Linked DNA regions of Homo sapiens: region 2 is linked to region 1. The links are chromatin loops, found by intact Hi-C in ENCODE. Cell type or tissue: dorsolateral prefrontal cortex. All regions are shown on one strand. Links, peaks and the distances in the headings refer to the core of each region. The heading gives the core; the rest is flanking DNA.

What was found. Hi-C counts contacts between places; a loop is a spot of excess contacts. Peaks named below come from ENCODE experiments on the same cell type or tissue, not always from the same donor. Only the 100,000 strongest peaks of a DNase experiment are listed, where the experiment ranks them.
Region 2: it touches region 1 in a loop (4-fold over the local background); 20 of 110 quality-filtered maps call a loop at or near these places.

Annotation. Positions count from the first base shown.
Region 1 is chr22:19,615,815-19,618,723 of GRCh38, forward strand. No RefSeq gene overlaps it. Among named protein-coding and RNA genes, the nearest start is that of LINC00895, 50 kb to the left of the region's middle. RefSeq lists enhancers at 1,338-1,917, 1,918-2,496. In dorsolateral prefrontal cortex, for the core only: no CTCF peak of the experiment used is centred there; no DNase peak of the experiment used is centred there.
Region 2 is chr22:19,494,935-19,497,843 of GRCh38, forward strand. It overlaps CDC45 (cell division cycle 45), which reads left to right. Exons shown (of 19, transcript NM_003504.5): 7 at 1,047-1,095; 8 at 2,452-2,513. Among named protein-coding and RNA genes, the nearest start is that of CDC45, 16 kb to the left of the region's middle. In dorsolateral prefrontal cortex, for the core only: a CTCF peak has its summit at 1,158 (motif pointing right); no DNase peak of the experiment used is centred there.

The DNA.
Region 1 (2,909 bases), core at 171-2,670:
AACACATATTATACAATTTACCATCTTGATTTTTTTTTTGAGACAGAGTCTCACTCTGTCACTCAGGCTGGAGTGCAGTGGCACGATCCCAGCTCACTGCAACCTCTGCCTCCTGGGTTCAAGTGATTCTCCTGCCTCAGCCTTCCAAGCAGATGAGATTACAGACATGCGCCACTATGCCCAGCTAATTTCATTTTTTCTTATTTTTTGTAGAGACAGTGTCTCACTATGTTGCCCAGCGTGGTCTCGAACTCCTGACCTCAAGGGATCCTTCCACCTCAGCCTCCCAAAGTGCTGGCAAAGTGCTGGGATTACAGACATGAGCCACCACTCCCAGGCTTTCACTTATTTTTAGATTGGATTATTTGATTTTGTTGTTGTTGAGTTTTAAAAGTTTTTGTTGTTGTTGTGTGTTGTTGTTTTTTTTTTCTTGAGACAGAGTTTTGCTCTGTCACCCATGAAGGAAATAATGTATACAGTGGTCTATTTCCAAGACAAAGTGCATTGAATTGGCTTAGGTCAGCAAACTACAGAAGAAACAGGATATACCAGGCCCCTGCTTGGATAGCCAATGACTGCTTGTCGGCCTTCCCCTTCCCTCTCTTCTTGCCACGCCCCGCACCCCCACCCTCCCCACCCTTAGTTGCCTTCACCTGAACCAAAGAAATTCAGTCTAAGACGAAAGCTTACTAGTCTTCAAAATAGCTCGCTTTGTCTGTTCTTTTCAGCCTGCCCAGCTACTTAGGTCACAAGTCAAAAACTTGGAGAACCCCTGAGCTAACTAGGATTGCAATGCATTGTGGGCTGCAACAAAATGCAGCAAGATAACTGTAAAAAAAAAAAAAAAAAAACACCTACAGGCCCTACCTAACAATCAGAACAATCAGTAGGCGATGTCCGGGAAGGTTGTAGCCCCATAGTACTCACTTTATGAGGAACTGGGGGAGGGACCTGCACACTAGGGGATACATTGCCTATTGAAACTGTGCTGGCTGTGCCTGCCTATCAGGCAAGATCGTCATTAAAAGTCTCACTTTGGCTGTTCTCTGGGTCTCTGAGTCCATTCTTTGGGTTTGGATGAGTGAGTTTGTTTCTCACATCCAGGCTGGAGTACTGTGGCGCGATCTCAACTCACTGCAATCTCTGCCTCCCGGGTTCAAGCGTTTCTCCAGCTTCAGGCTCCCTGGTAGCTGGGATTACAGGCGCGCACCACCACGCTCAGCTAATTTTTGTATTTTTGGTAGAAATGGGTTTTCACCATGTTGGCCAGGCTGTTCTCGAACTCCTGACCTCAGGTGATCCACCCTCTTCGGCCTTCCAAAGTGCTGGGATTACAGGCGTGAGCCACCGTGCCCAGCCAAGAGTTCTTTCTATGTTGTGGCTGTTGATCCTCGTCAGATGTATGATTTGCCAATATTTTTTCTCATTCTGTCAGTTGCCATTACTCTGTTGACTGAGTCCTCTGATGAGCAGAAGTGTTAAGGTTTGATGTAGTCCCTGCGGTCTGGCTTTTGTTAAAAACGTGTTGGCAGGGGGAGGGAGGGGGTCAGAACCCTGCAGGAGGTTCTATTACTTCTGGTGATGCATTGCTGAGCTGGGGCGTTCTGTGATCAAATTTCACTGGCTTTTCTTGATTTCTTTCCAGCCTGAAACTCAGGTGTGGAGTTTATGAAAGTTCTTCATGCAAAAGTGAGTGTTGTCCCTGAGATTGCTAAAGCCGATGCCCTCACCTGAAGGAAAGGGAGCATAGCGTAGGAACGCTGGTTCCTGGATGTCTTTCTTTGGGGCCTATGTCATGGGGGGCAGAGTCAGGTTCTAATGTTGATTCTAAAAGAGAAGACCCCATTTGAGAGAGTAAGCATTGCTGGTTTGCTAAAAGTAAGAAAAGTTTCTACTCGTTAGAGAGACTGTCTCCTGCGGTTGCCTGGCCGCCCTTTGCACAGCCCGCGAAGGGCACGTGGGAATCCTGCTCCATTCCAGGTCCCGGGCCAGTAGCTCCAGGCCGCGCCAGGGTCGGTGCAGAGCGGCATTTCCCGCCCCCACACACCTTGACAGGCCAGGTAACAAGAGAGGCCTTTCTAGAAAGTCCCTGGAAAAGGCTCTTTCCTCCCAAACCGGCAGATTATGCTTTGTATGTCTGTTGTGGCAAGAACCTTTTCTTGTTTTCTTTCTCAAAGTGACAAATTGATGGCAGGGCAGATAAATCGTATTTTCTTTCCTTCTTTCTTTCTTTCTTTCTTTCTTTCTCTCTCTCTTTCTTTTTTTTTCTTGGTGACAGGGCAGATAAATCATATTTTCTTTCTTTCTCTTTCTTTTTTATTTTTCTTTTTGAGATGGAGTCTCGCTCTGTCACCCAGGCTGGAGTGCAGTGGCACGATCCTGGCTCACTGCATCCTCCGCCTCCTGGGTTCAAGCGATTCTCCTGCCTCAGCCTCCTGAGTAGCTGGGATTACAGGCATGCACCACCACGCCCAGCTAATTTTTGTATTTTTAGTAGAGATGGGGTTTCACCATGTTGGGCAGGATGGTCTTGAACTCCTGACCTCAGGTGATCCACCCACCTCAGCCTCCCAAAGTGCTGGGATTACAGGCATGAGCCACCATGCCCAGCCTTTTTTTCTTTTCTTTTCTTAATAGACAGGGTCTCACTTTCAGTCACTCAGGCTGGGGTGCAGAGTTTCAATCCTAGCTCACTGCAGCTTTGACCTCCTAGGCTCAGCTGATCCTCCTGCCTCAGCCTCCCAAAGTGCTGGGATGACAGGTGTGAGCCATTGTTCCCAGCTAAATAGTGCTTTTTCTTCTCTCTAACATTGAAATATAGAAAGTATGAAAAAGCCACTCATGGTCAAGCGGCATGTCCCTGCAGAGCTGTCAGCCACACTGCCTCCCAGAATCCAGGTTGGGGGTTT
Region 2 (2,909 bases), core at 142-2,641, 120 kb before region 1:
GTATTCCCAACACTTTGGGAGGCCCAGGCAGGAGAATCCAGGAGAGTTCAAGGCTGCAGTGAACTATGATTGTGCCATTGCACTCCAGCCTGGGTGACAGAGCGAGACCTTGTCTCTAAAAACAAACCAAAAAAGGATAATATAAAACCATTTCAGGAAGCATAAGGAAAGAAAAGTGAAAATAATCCATAATCACACTGCCTAATTAAAAGAGATTCTGGGTTTGGGTTTCTATTCCTGGGTTATACATACTTGTGCATATTTTACATGATACATCTGATTTTGCATCTTTCTACTTAATATAACCATTTAAAATAGTTCTGAACAGGCTTTCTAAACAGCCTAGTACTTAATTGGCAGTTTCCCTTCTTTTTGAAATGTAGGTTACTTCCAATATTTTGCCATTATAAATAAGGCTTCAGTGAATTACTTTGTGCACACAGCAAGTTTTGTCTTGCTTTTTCCTTTGAATTGTAATTATGGGACAATTTCTCTGAAATGGAATTCTGAACTATACCACTTTACATCATACATTGCCACTGGCAGTTTGTGTTAATTTCCCAACGTTACACATATACATTCTGCTAAAGAGTCAATAAGTGGCCAGGTGTTGTGGCTCATGCCTATAATCCCAATACTTTGGGAAGCCAAGGTGGAAGGACTGCTTGAGCCCAGGAGTTTGAGACCAACCTGGACAACATAGTGAGACTTTGTCTCTATTAAAAAATTTTTTTAAAATTAGCTGGGTGTAGTGGCACATGCCTGTAGCCCCATCTACTTAGGAGGCTGAGTTAGGAGGATCACTTGAGCCCAGGATGTCAAGGCTGCAGTGAGCTGTGATCACACCACTGCACTTCAGCCTGGGAGACATAGCAAGAACCTGTCTCAACAAAAAAGAAAAAACCAAGAGTCAATATGTGAAAACAAATAGTACCATGATTTAATTTGCATTTCATTGAATACTGTCAAGTTTAGCATTTTTCCAAAATATTTGGCTTCCTGTACTGCTACTTCCTGTTGAAGACCTGCATTTTATGTCATTACAGAAGAGACATCCTCTTTGACTACGAGCAGTATGAATATCATGGGACATCGGTAAGTATGAATAGGTGGAACTCACTATAAAGTTCTGACTCCAGGGGTCAGTGTCCTCAAATGTGAAGAAGAAACGTAGATTTTAGAGCCACAAAAGCCTGGTTTGAATCTGAGCTCCATGTCTTCCCCCTGTGTGACCTTGGGCAGGTGTTGCAAGCTCTCTGAGCCTTAAACATCTCCTCCTCTGTAAAGAGAATAATCCTCATTTCAGAGGTAATTATTAAAATGGTCGTTTGCACCCAATAGGTGATCAAAGAAGAGCAGCGTTTATTTTTGTTCATCAAAAACACAGAATGAGTTTGTACCAGTCTCTGTGCGAGAAGATAAAACGCTATAGACTTATAATGGCCCATCAGTGTGTGTCTTTTACAAAACAGAATTTAGTGTAGAAAACCTACTATGTCAATAGTGTTGAGCAGAGCTCAAGGCCTTAAGGAGCCCTAGAAAATAAGTTTCAATAAAACATCCTGTATTTAGTCTTAGAATTTAATACTGGGACCTTGAACTCTAAGCACCGTATTTCCAGTGTCCCTTTTATTGTCAAGGTTCCATTGTCCTTTGAAGGATCATCCTTTTGCTGTCTCTGCTCAGTCCTTGCTAATGGAAAATTCTAAACAGTTGGTGGGGAGGGTGCTGATGCTCACTTAGAGAAGATAACTCCCTCCAGATATATGGGGCCAGTTCCCTTGGAAATTCTCTCCCTGGAGGAAGCCCGCATCTCACGGCAAAGGGGATCTTAGGGTCTTCTGGTCAGACACCAGTCTTCCTCAAGGTCTTTTACCAAATAGAGACCCTCTGCTTATGGGAGTTAAATGCTCCGATGTGGACAGCCCTGTTGGAAAGAGAGGTGCTGAGGCCCCTCCCTCTTTAATATTCAAATAATTGGACCCAGGGCTCTGCCTCACCTGGCCTTCCTGGGAATGTGTTTGAGGACGCCAGCCAAGCAGGAGGAGTGTGCGGATGCAGAGCCAGGCAAATGATGGGGTCTCCTGGCCTTTGGGATTCAGTGCCTGCCTTGGGCATCACTGAGGAACACAGGGAGATACAAAGAGGCCCCAGCCAGTGCTGCACCCGGGCTGCCCCTACCAAGTGAATTCTTCCCTTGCTACAGGATAAAATATACAGACAGTAATGATTTTAGGTAGCAAAGGAGTTACTTTCAGTCTTCCTCTTCTCAGTTTAGCGTGTACTCATCCCACATGTCGGGCTGGAATCCACCCACATGCCCTGGCCAGGTAGACCCTCCATCCGCAGGGGTTTGCCAGGGCCCTTCTGGCTCAAGTCCAGTCTGGCTGCATGGCCCAGCCCCAGCACATGCCCCTCCCATGAGCCTTAGACTTCTCTGCTTCCTTACAGTCAGCCATGGTGATGTTTGAGCTGGCTTGGATGCTGTCCAAGGACCTGAATGACATGCTGTGGTACGTAGCCCCTGCGGCAGCTGTGTGGGAGTATTTGTTGCCTTGGTCAGTGCCACATAAGCAGCTCTGTCCTCCCACAGGGAGGGTGTTTCCCTTGTCCCCACCAGGAGTGTCAGATGCAGCCCCTTTCTGGGTATGTGTGTGATTTTGGTCTTTTTCCTAACTGTGAAGCCCTGGGAGCTTCACACAAACATGGGACTTGGAGTGTCGGAGAATGCAGAGGAAGAGAATACAGTACAGCTTCACCTTCCCCACTCCTGCTGCTCAGCCTGTACTCAGTAAAGTCAAGTGACAGGAGGAGTGTGAGATTTGAAGGAGGCAGCCTTTGCAGTGGCTCACATCCTTAATTCTACATCCGTAATCCCAGTACTTTGGGAGGCCGAGACAGGAGCATCA